2 separate regions of the Homo sapiens genome follow, and region 2 is linked to region 1. A link is an interaction called in ENCODE POLR2A ChIA-PET data of the cell type or tissue named here. Cell type or tissue: IMR-90. All regions are shown on one strand. Each heading gives the region's core, and the rest is flanking DNA. Links, peaks and the distances in the headings are about the cores only.

What was found. Peaks named below come from ENCODE experiments on the same cell type or tissue, not always from the same donor. Only the 100,000 strongest peaks of a DNase experiment are listed, where the experiment ranks them.
Region 2: POLR2A ChIA-PET joins it to region 1 with 5 read pairs; 6 of 35 experiments call an interaction of 5 or more read pairs at or near these places.

What each region holds. Positions count from the first base shown.
Region 1 is chr15:92,868,851-92,874,238 of GRCh38, forward strand. No RefSeq gene overlaps it. Among named protein-coding and RNA genes, the nearest start is that of CHASERR, 11 kb to the right of the region's middle. In IMR-90, for the core only: no CTCF peak of the experiment used is centred there; no DNase peak of the experiment used is centred there; H3K27ac peaks cover 778 bases.
Region 2 is chr15:92,962,517-92,967,904 of GRCh38, forward strand. CHD2 (chromodomain helicase DNA binding protein 2) reads left to right here. Exons shown (of 39, transcript NM_001271.4): 17 at 4,809-4,997. Among named protein-coding and RNA genes, the nearest start is that of MIR3175, 61 kb to the left of the region's middle. In IMR-90, for the core only: no CTCF peak of the experiment used is centred there; no DNase peak of the experiment used is centred there.

The sequences.
Region 1 (5,388 bases), core at 200-5,199:
GTACAAACAGATTGGACAATGTGGAGCTTTCTATATAATCTTTATTTTATTTTATTTTTTAAAAGAGATGGGGTCTCGCTCTGTCACTCAGGCTGGAGTGAAGTGGCATGATCATAGCTCACTGCACCTTCGAATTCTTGGGCTCAGGCGATCCTCCCAACTCAGCCCGGCAGTGCTGGGACTACAGGCACGTGCCTCTACACCTGGCTAATTTTTAAATGTTTTTTTTGTAGGGATGGGTCTCATTGTATTGCCCAGGTACTATCATAGTGCACCACAGCCTTGAACTGCTGGGTTCAAGTGATCCTCCACCTCAGCTTCCCATGTAGTTGGGACTACAGGGGCACGCCACCACGTGTGGCCATCTAGTCATGTATTTTGATGGGGTCAGAACAGGCTGGGGTCAGACAGCCAGGGAATGGCCGAGTCAGGTTTGGATCTCAAAGCTGATGGTGCCAAGGTCCTTGCGCTTGGCTTGTTGCTACCACTGTCTGTCTTCCTAGTGCCTACACCTAGTAAGGAGAAGGCACTTGTAAATGAATCACTGTACTGCAAACTGAAAATAGTAAGAGCCCAAGTAAAGTACCAAAGAGTTCTCAGGATTGAGATACTTCTGGTTGGCTGGTTAGGGGCTATTGCATAACATGCCAGCATTCCAGAGATTCTATCAGAGTGCCAACGGCAAAATCTACTTTTTCATCACTGACATACAGGGTGTATCCTGCTTTTTAGGAGCTCTCATAAATGGAAGCCTATATTTACATAAAAGCTACCTTAAATTGTGGTGATTTACTTTGGTGAAACCTTGTTAAAGCCCATTCAATATCAAGTTCTCCTAATCTACTTAATGGAATTTGATGTACAATTGGGTATTTTAATGTCCTGTTGGGTAATTTTGATACAGCAAACATTCCCTCAGTTATTTGAGCATCTACAGCTGTGCATTAGTAAACAAAATAAATCTAAGCCAAGGTTTCTACCTCCAGTAAAGCTAGGTTGAGTCTACTTAGGGAGATACAGTCCTTGTACTCAAATAGATAATAATTTATGATAAAAACCAACTTCTTAGAAATAGCATAGGCGTTAACTGGTAGAAATCCTAAGGAGGGAAAGTAATCACTTTGGAAGAGAGAAATCCAAACAGTTTGCATGAACTGGCCCTGTGGGATGGGCACAGAGCCGGAGATGTGAGCAGTGCACATTTGAGGGCTGTGGGGAGGGCTGTGCAAATGTGGGGGGCAGTCGTGTGCCAGACAGGCTGACAGGACAGTAACAGTCTGGCTGAGGCCAGAGTAGGTGATGCATTAAGCTGGCAAAACACCAACTTAACACTTAAAAGAGGCCTTAGTGCACGCAGCTAGTTGCAAACCGGTAAGACTTTTTTAGGGAGCCCTTCAAGGACAGCGCCTGGGAACCGTCTTCATGTAGAGAGTCAGAGGGAAACCAGAAGGCAAACAGGAAGATGAATGGAAAAGAAAGGGCTAAAGGTGTCAGAGGAAAGCTGGGACCATGCGGTGTCAGGAAGGACCAGGTACTGAGAGCTACAAGAGGTGAGAGGTTACTGTTAGGTGCAAGAGAAAGGTCAAAGAGGAGAGAAATATTTGAGATCGTCGGTGGCATTTTCAGCAGGGTGTGGCAGTGGGGTGGGGCTTCCACCTGATAGCCTGATAGTGTGGCTTCACAAAGATTGTACAGGACCATTTGTCTGATGTTGAACATGCTCTTGATCCTGAAGTCTTTGAGCCAACAGATAAAATACAACCCCATTCTAGTTTATCTCAGTAGCATGTGCCTTATAATAAAATCTGGAATATCTTAGGAAAGATACTTTGAAAACTAGCTACATTAACTGCTCTCAGGGAGGGGTACTGGATGGATGGAAAGAGAGATGAGAGGCTTTTCATTATATATCCTTTTGTACTTTTTGAATTTTGAACCAGGTGCTATTTAAAAAATTAAAAATTACAAGAAGTCAAAGAATAAAATACATGTGTGGTAAAAAAAAAATGAAATAGGAATAAATATTTAAGTGTACCATCTTCACAGGCTACTCCAGTGACAAATAAGGAAACAAGGAAACCCTTAGGCATTTTTCTTTTTTTCTTTATTTATCACGAGGTATCTGAAGGCAACCTGTATGCAATTTTTTTTTTTTTTTTTTTTTTTTTTTCTGTGAGATGGACTCTGGCTCTGTCACCCAGTCTGGAGTGCAGTGGCATGATCTCAGCTCACTGCAATCTTTGCCTCTTGGGTTCAAGCAATTCTTCTGCCTCAGCCTCCTGAGTAGCTGGGACTACAGGTGCATGCCACCATGGCCAGCTAATTTTTTTTTTTGTTTTTGAGACAGAGTCTCGCTCTTTTGCCCAGGCTGAAATGCAGTGGTGTGATCTCAGCTCACTGCAGCCTCCACCTCCCGGATTCAAGCAATTCTCCTGCCTCAGCCTCCCGAGTAGCTGGGACGACAGGCGTGTGCCACCACACCTGGCTAATTTTTGTATTTTTAGTAGAGACAGGGTTTCATCCTGTTGGCCAGGATGGTCTTGATCTCTTGACCTCGTGATTCGCCTGCCTCGGCCTCCCAAAGTGCTGGGATTACAGGTGTGAGCCACTGCGCCCAGCCTAATTTTTGTATTTTTAATAGAGATGGGGTTTCACCATGTTGTCCAGGCTGGTCTCAAACTCCTGACCTCAGGTGATCCACCTGCCTCAGCATCCCAAAGTGTTGGGATTATAGGTGTGAGCCACCGTGCCCAGCCATGCAATTTTTAATAACACAGTCTTACTGATGTATAATTGACAACAATTAGCTGCGCGTGTTTAAAGTGTACAATTTGATAAGTTCTGACATACATATCTGAGAAACCATCACCACGATCCAGACGGTGAACATAATCATTACCCTTGAAAATTTCCTCATGCCCTTTTGAAATCCCCTCCTTCCATCTCTTTCCCACTCTCGATCCCCAGGCACTGATCTGCTTTCTATTATTTTGCATTTTCTAGAATTTCATATAAATGGAATTGTAGAGAATGCACTGTTTTGTTTGGCTTATTTCACTCAGCAAAATTAGATCTGAGATTCATCCAGATTGCATGTATCAATATCTCATTAATTTTTATTGTTGAATAGTTTTGAATTTTATAGCGATACCATTTGGGTAAATACCTAGGATCAGGGTGATGCGGTAACTATACTTAACTGTATAAGAAACCGCCAAATATTTCCAAAGTAGCTGTGCCATTTTGCATTTTCATTGGCAAAGTACGAGAGTTCCACATCCTTACCAACACTTGGCATTGTCTTTTAAATTCTCAGCTGTCTCCTATGCATGTAGTGGTATCTTACTCTGATTTTACTTTTGTTTGTTTGTTTGTTTCTGAGACAGGGTCTCACTCTGTCGCCCAGGCTGGAGTCGACTGGCTCGATCTCGGCTCACTGCAACCTCCGCCTCCTGGATTCTCCTGCCTCAGCCTCCTGAGAAGCTCTGACTACAGGTGCCCACCACCACGCCCGGCTAGTTTTTGTATTTTTAGTAGAGACAGGGTTTCACCATATTGGTCAGGCTGGTCTCAAACTCCTGACCTCAGGCGGTCCACCCGCCTAGGCCTCCCAAACTGCTGGGATTACAGGCATGAGCCACTGCACCTGGCCATCAGTGTTTTCTTCTATGGCTCATATTCTCTCTGGTACTCTGCCCTGGTAACTCTAGCCACCTGGCCCTCCCTATGCTCCCAGATCTATCTCCTCCATTTAGGGAGAACACTGGTTCTGCCTGGGTTTCCCCTCCCAGCACTGAGGCCTGGAAATGCAATCCAGACAACACACGGGGGCAAAAAGAGTGCTTATGCCATTTGTTTTCTCTCAGGAATCACAGATCTCTGTTGCTTGTTGTCTAATGTCTTAAAAGCCTGTGTTTCTTGTATTTTTATTTTTATTTTTTTTTAGATGGAGTCTCGCTCTGTTGCCCACGCCAGAGTGCAGTGGTGCAATCTGGGCTCACTGCAACCTCTGCCTCCCGGGTTCAAGTGATTCTCCTGCCTCAGCCTCTTGAGTAGCTGGGATTACAGGTGGGTACCACCACACCTGGCCAATTTTTGTATTTAGTAGAGACAGGGTTTCACCATGTTGCCCAGGGTGGTCTTGAACTACTGACCTCAGGTGATCAGCCCTCCTTGGTCTCCCAAAGTTCTGGGATTACAGGTGTGAGCCACCGCACCTGGCCCATAATGTTTCTTTTTCTTTTCTTTCTTTCTTTTTTTTCTTTCTGAGACAGAGTCTCGCTCTATCGCCAGGCTGGAATGCAGTGGTGCAATCTCTGCTCACTGCAACCTCCGCTTCCTGGGCTCAGTTGATTCTCCTGCCTCAGCCTCCCAAGTAGCTAGGATTACAGGTGCCCCCCCACCATGCCTGGCTAATTTTTGTGTTTTTAGTAGAGATGGGGTTTCACGATATTGGTCAGGCTGGTCTCGAACTCTTGACTTCAGGGGATCCACCCACCTTGGCCTCCCAAAATGCTAGGATTATAGGCATGAGACACTGCACTCGGCCCTCTATTGTATTTTCTGCTTCTATGAGTTTGACTATTACAGATTTATAACATGAATGAAATCATGCAGTTTTTGTCGCTTTGTGACTGGTTTCTCTTAGGAAAATGTCTTCCAATTTCATCCTTATTGCCGTCAGTGGCAGGACTTCCTACCTTTTAAAGGACAAATAATATTTCATTTTACGTATATACACATCTTCTTTATCCATTCATCTGTCGATGGATATTTGGATTGTTTCCATATCTTGACTATTGTGAATAATGCTGCTGTGAACATGGGAGTGCAGATATCTCTTGGGGACACTGATTTTGATTCTTTTTTTTTTTTTTTTTTGAGATGGAGTTTCACTCTTGTGAAATGGCAATGATGTCGGCTCACAGCAACCTCCACCTCCCGGGTTCAAGCTATTCTCTTGCCTCAGCCTCCCGAGGAGCTGGGATTACAGGCATGTGCCACCACGCCCGGCAAATTTTTTGTATTTTTAGTAAAGACAGGGTTTCTCCATGTTGGTCACGCTGGTCTCGAACTCCCGACCTCAGGTGATCCGCCCACCTCGGCTTCCCAAGGTGTTGGGATTACAGGCCTGAGCCACAGCACCCGGCCTTTTCAATTCTTTTTTTCTTTTTTTTGAGACAGATTCTCACTCTGTTGACCAGGCTGGAGTGCAGTGGTGTGGTCTCGGCTCACTGCAACCTCCACCTCCTGGGTTCAAGCTATTCTCCTGCCTCAGCCTCCCAAGTAGCTGGGATTACAGGTGTCCACCACCAAGCCTGGCTAATTTTTGTATTTTTAGTAGAGATGGGGGTTTCACCATGTTGGCCAGGCTGGTCTCAAACTCCT
Region 2 (5,388 bases), core at 114-5,113, 94 kb after region 1:
ACATGCTTTAAATGAATTTATTATGACTTATTAAATAGTCTTAGTATGCTTTCTTTCCTGGAGACTGTCCGATAAGTGCTTGTAAAGAATAATCTGTATTCTGCCTTTGTTTGAGTAGTGTTTTGTAAATGTCCGTTCAGTGTGGTGTTAATGGTGTTGTTCAAGACTTTTATATCTTTTCTAACTGCCAGTTTAGTTGTGCTTTGAATTATTGAGAATGAAATATTTTAATTTTTAACTGTAGTTGAGTTTTTGTCTTCTAGTCATTTTTTGCTTCATTATTTTGGGGTTGTTCTGTTAGGTATGTATCCATTCATAACTTTTGTATGTTCCTGAGGTATTGACCTTTTTCTGGTCAATATCAGAATGTCCCATTTGACCTCTAATGATATTTATTGTTTTGTAAATCCATTTTGTGTGATTTTATTATAGCTCCTCAGCTCTCTTCTGATTCCTGTTTGCATGATATATTGTTTTCCATCATTCGAACTGGTTACCATTTGCATGGTATACTGTTTTCCATCATTTTACTTTCAACTTACTTCTTTCTGTAAGTCTAAAATGTGTCTTATAGACAACCTGTACTTGGATGTACCTTTTTTATCCAGGCAAATAATCCTTGCCTTTTGATTGGAATATTTAGTTCATTTACATTTAACAGAATTAATAATATGGTTGGATTTATTTCTGCTATTTTACTATTTGTTTTCCATATGTCTTACATCTTTTTTGTTCCACTTTCTCCTTTATTGCCCTCTTCTGTTTCAGCAAGTATTTTTCAGTGTGTCATTTTAATTCCTGTTAATTTTTTGCTATTAAAAAAATTGTAATTGGTTGCTGTAGGGATTGTATGCATCAGTCTTCTTCAGGTTAGTACTGACTCAGTTCTGGTAAAATAGGGCAACTTTGCCCCGCTGTAGCTCCATTTTCACTTCCTTATGTTATAAATCCAAGAATACAAGGAAATAATTATTGCTTTCCACAGGTTTGTCTTTTAAGGACATATAGAAAAGAGAAAAAAAATATATACTATCTTTCATATTTATCCATATATTTGATCATTTTCAGTGATCTTCATTTCTTCCTGTGTATTCAGGTCGCTGTTGGGTATTGCTTTCTTTTAGTCTGAAGGGCTTCCTTTATTTACATATTGCAAATAAGAATATGCTGGCTTAGATGATTAAAAGATGTCCCGTATGACACAGTCAATAAGTAGATAGACGAAGATCAATAGCAAATCTTCTGTGACCAAGGCCAGTGTCCTTTGAACTTCAAGTTCTAGGAGAAAAAAATACATCCTTCATAAAACCATTGAGACGAAGTAAGGTCACCCTACGTAGTAAGAGTTATGAGACACAGTGGGAACATCTGTGCTTGTTTTTATAGAAAAAGAATTGTGGTATGTAGTTTCTACCAGTGAATACTTAGCCATGATTTGCTTTTGTGTACCTACCTGCTGAAGTGGATGGTAGGGATTTTGCTCCTAAGTGGTCATAATTAGCTTTTTCCTGCCATTAAGTAGCTGTGGCATTCCACTCAGCATGGGCTATGTTTGGAAAAATGTCATATATCCTTCTTTTGTAATTGGAGAGAGGAACTTTCAATTACTTTATCATTCAGGGAGTCTCTTCCAAAATTTTCCTTTGGCCAGTTGAATCAATTATGGAATGATAGGTTAGAGTTAGAGATGCAAGTTTTTTTCTGTGAAAGAGATCTTTTTTTCTTTGAAAATTTTGTGTTTAAAGCATTGTCATTTTCAAATAAAGTTTCAAAATTGTTGTTCACAAAGATATGTATATGAAAAGGAAACCAATTAGTTAAGGAGTTCAGATTTGCCCTTATTTCTGCCTGAGCTTGCTGGATGGGTAACTATAGTCTTGTGAAGTATTTTGCCTCATCCTCAGCAGAAGTTCCTGAGGTACCTTAGGACTCTACAGAGCTTTTGAAGAAAGGATCCACTGAAGAAAAACTATTGTAAAGGAGAGAATTAGGTTTAGTCAAATAGCTTTGGAACTTCCCCACTCAAATGTTACAGGCTATTGTTTCAAAATCCAAAAGTTAGTCCTCTTTTTAACCAACTGAAATTCTGTTTCCTTAGTATAGAGTCTAAGTGCCTTTCCTGCAGGGTGGCTCTGACAGGGAGTACACATGACTAACCATATTGGGAATACTTATCAATCAATAGCTTCATTTTGTACATACTGTTTGCAAAGCATGGAACTTGGTATTAAGGGTAGAAAAAGATATGACAAGATTGAAAAATTCGGCTTATAAAGACCATCATGTGCAAATATATACTTCAGACTTACCGCAGAAAACAAGTCAGTTTGATAGCATGTATTTCAGAGATTACATCTTTTAGTGTTGGGATGATTTTTTAAATTTTTACTTCTGTCGTCTAGGCCAATCTCTTAATTTTTTTTGCACTTTTCCTTTTACATATTTACTGTGTGACTTTTAGCATACCATTTTCACTGCTTTGGTTTAATTTCCGTTGTTGGTCCTTATTAAAGTAACCTATTTTTCTAAAATTCCGTGTTCTGCAAAGCTATAAAGATCAGAATTTTTTCTAGTTCTGTGAGAGACAAATATTAAATACAGAAGTTGATAGCAGGGATTTATCTAAAATATGAATCTTTAGATGTAACATGGTGTCTTTATACATCACCACTATGACCTTATACCTTTTCTATATCTAATATTATAAATTAATAATTGTTTTCAGGGCAGCAGACTTTTTCTAAAGAATCTGATAGTATGCCGGGCGTGGTGGCTCACGCCTGTAATCCCAGCACTTTGGGAGGCTGAGGTGGGCAGATCACGAGGTCAGGAGATCGAGACCATCCTGGCTAACACGGTGAAACCCTGTCTCTACTAAAAATACAAAAAATTAGCCGGGTGTGATGGTGGGCGCCTGTAGTTCCAGCTGCTCAGGAGGCTGATGCAGGAGAATGGCGTCAACCCAGGAGCCCAGGAGGCAGAGCTTGCAGTGAGCCGAGATCGCACCACTGCACTCCAGCCTGGGCGACAGAGCCGAGACTCTTTCTCCAAAAAAAAAAAAAAAAAAAAAAAAAAAAAACCAACTCAGAATCTGATGGTAAATATTTTTGGTTCATAGCCCACACAGTCATTGTTAGCCACTCATCTCTGCTGTTTAGAGGAAAAGCAGCCATAGAGAATTCATAAACAAATAAATGATACTTATATCTCCTCAGTGTGTGTAGATCAAGAACTAGTGTCTCATATTAACTCCCTTAATATAATAAGAGTACAGTAGGCAGGTGAAAATATTTGTTGCTTAAAACATAGAGGAAGTAAATCTTGGAAATAAACTTTACATTTAATTTTTTAGATTAGTAAAGTTTTAATTTATTATAACATGTGTTAGGTAAATTAGCTTATTGAAATTGTCTCTCAGGTATTCAGAAAATAGCCTGATACAGTGATATTTCTACTTCTACTGATTTCCGGTCACTTCACACATTTAGTGTGTGAGGTATCATCTCCAGCATTGAGATAGTTCAGTTTTCTTTCTTTCTTTTTTCTTTTCTTTTTTTTTTTTTTTTTGAGACAGAGTCTCACTGTCACCCAGGCTGGAGTGCAATGGCATGATCTTGGCTCACTGCAACCTTCATCTCCTGGGTTCCAGTGATTCTCCTGCCTCAGCCTCCTGAGTAGCTGGGATTATAGGCACTTGCCACCATGCCCAGCTAATTTTTGTATTTTTAGTAGAGATGGGGTTTCACCATGTTGGCCAGGCTGGTCTCGAACTCCTGACCTCAGGTGATCCGCCCGCCTCAGCCTCCCAAAGTGCTGGGATTACAGGTGTGAGCTACTTCGCCCAGCCAGAGATAGTTCAATTTTCATTGTGCATTTGAATTATTAGTTTTAATTCCTCACCTATTTTATGTTCTTGGAGTATTTGCTTAATAGCATAGCAGTGTGAGAAAATACAGTTTACCTTAGGTTTATCAGGCTGTAGGCTTTAATGACGACTTTAGATGTCTACCCCAAAAGATCATATAATCTGCTTCCCTGTAGATTGTTTCAGGCCATACCGGGTGTTACTAAGGCTGATGTTGATTCACTTAACAATACCTGATAAAATGTATGGCTGGATATGGTGGCTCAAACTTGTAATTCCAGCACTTTGGGAGGCCGAGGCAGGCGGATCACTTGAGGTCAGGAGTTTGAGACCAGCCTGGCCAACATGATGAAACCCTGTCTCTACTAAAAATACAAAAATTAGTTGGGTGTGGTGGTGGCACCTGTAATCCCAGCTACTTGGGAGGCTGAGGCAGGAGAATCACTTGAGCCTGGGAGGTGGAGGTTGCAGTGAGCTGAGATTGTGCCACTGCATTCCAGCCTGGGCGACGGAGCGAGACTCTGTCTCAAAAAAAAAAAAAAAGGAATGACTATTTATGAGTTCAGAAATGACGGTGACTTTCTTGAGGCTGTTGTATCCATTGGCAGTACTGGCACCAGCTATATCTGACGTTCCATCTTACCAGAGGGCATGTGCTTTGAGTAGTTACTGAGTAGTTCTAGATGATGTTGGTTACATGATAGACTGAAGTATTTTATTAACTCTGAATTCAGTCTGAGAATTGGAAACGTGCTATTATCCAGTGTAGACTGATGGAGTTGATTTCATTTTACTTTTCCCCTTTTTGTTTTCCCTTCTATTTAAGAGCTCTAGTGATTGATAATGTCTTTCCTTATGGGAAAGATTCATTTTTTTACAGTTTTTTTTCCTATTCTTCTTTTCCTCAATGTGGCTAAATAACACTATACTGTTTCTTCCCTAGGTTTGAATTTTGGGAAGATTTTGAAGAAGACCATGGGAAGGGGAGAGAAAATGGCTACCAGAGTCTTCATAAGGTGCTAGAGCCTTTCCTTCTCCGGAGAGTCAAAAAAGATGTGGAGAAATCCCTTCCTGCTAAAGTGGAACAGATTCTCAGGGTGGAGATGTCAGCCCTTCAGAAACAGTATTACAAGTAAGTTCTTGTTTGGGTTAGGCCTGAAGGGGTTGAGATCAGTACCATGAAACTATTAGATAGGAGATATATATATATACTTTTGTTTTTTTTTTTTTTGGAGACAGAGTCTCGCGATTCTGCTGCCTCAGCCTACCGAGTAGCTGGGATTACAGGGATGCGCCACCACGCCCAGCTAATTTTTTTTGTATTTTTAGTAGAGATGGGATTTTTCCATGTTGGTCAGGCTGGTCTTGAACTCCCGACCTCAGGTGATCCGCCCACCTCGGCCTCCCAACGTTTTGTTGTTATTAAGCAAAATTTCAATACTGTTGTTATGTCTAAAAAATTTTAATAATTCCTTAACAGTTTCGTAATATCTAGTGTTTACATTTTCCTGGTTGTCATATAC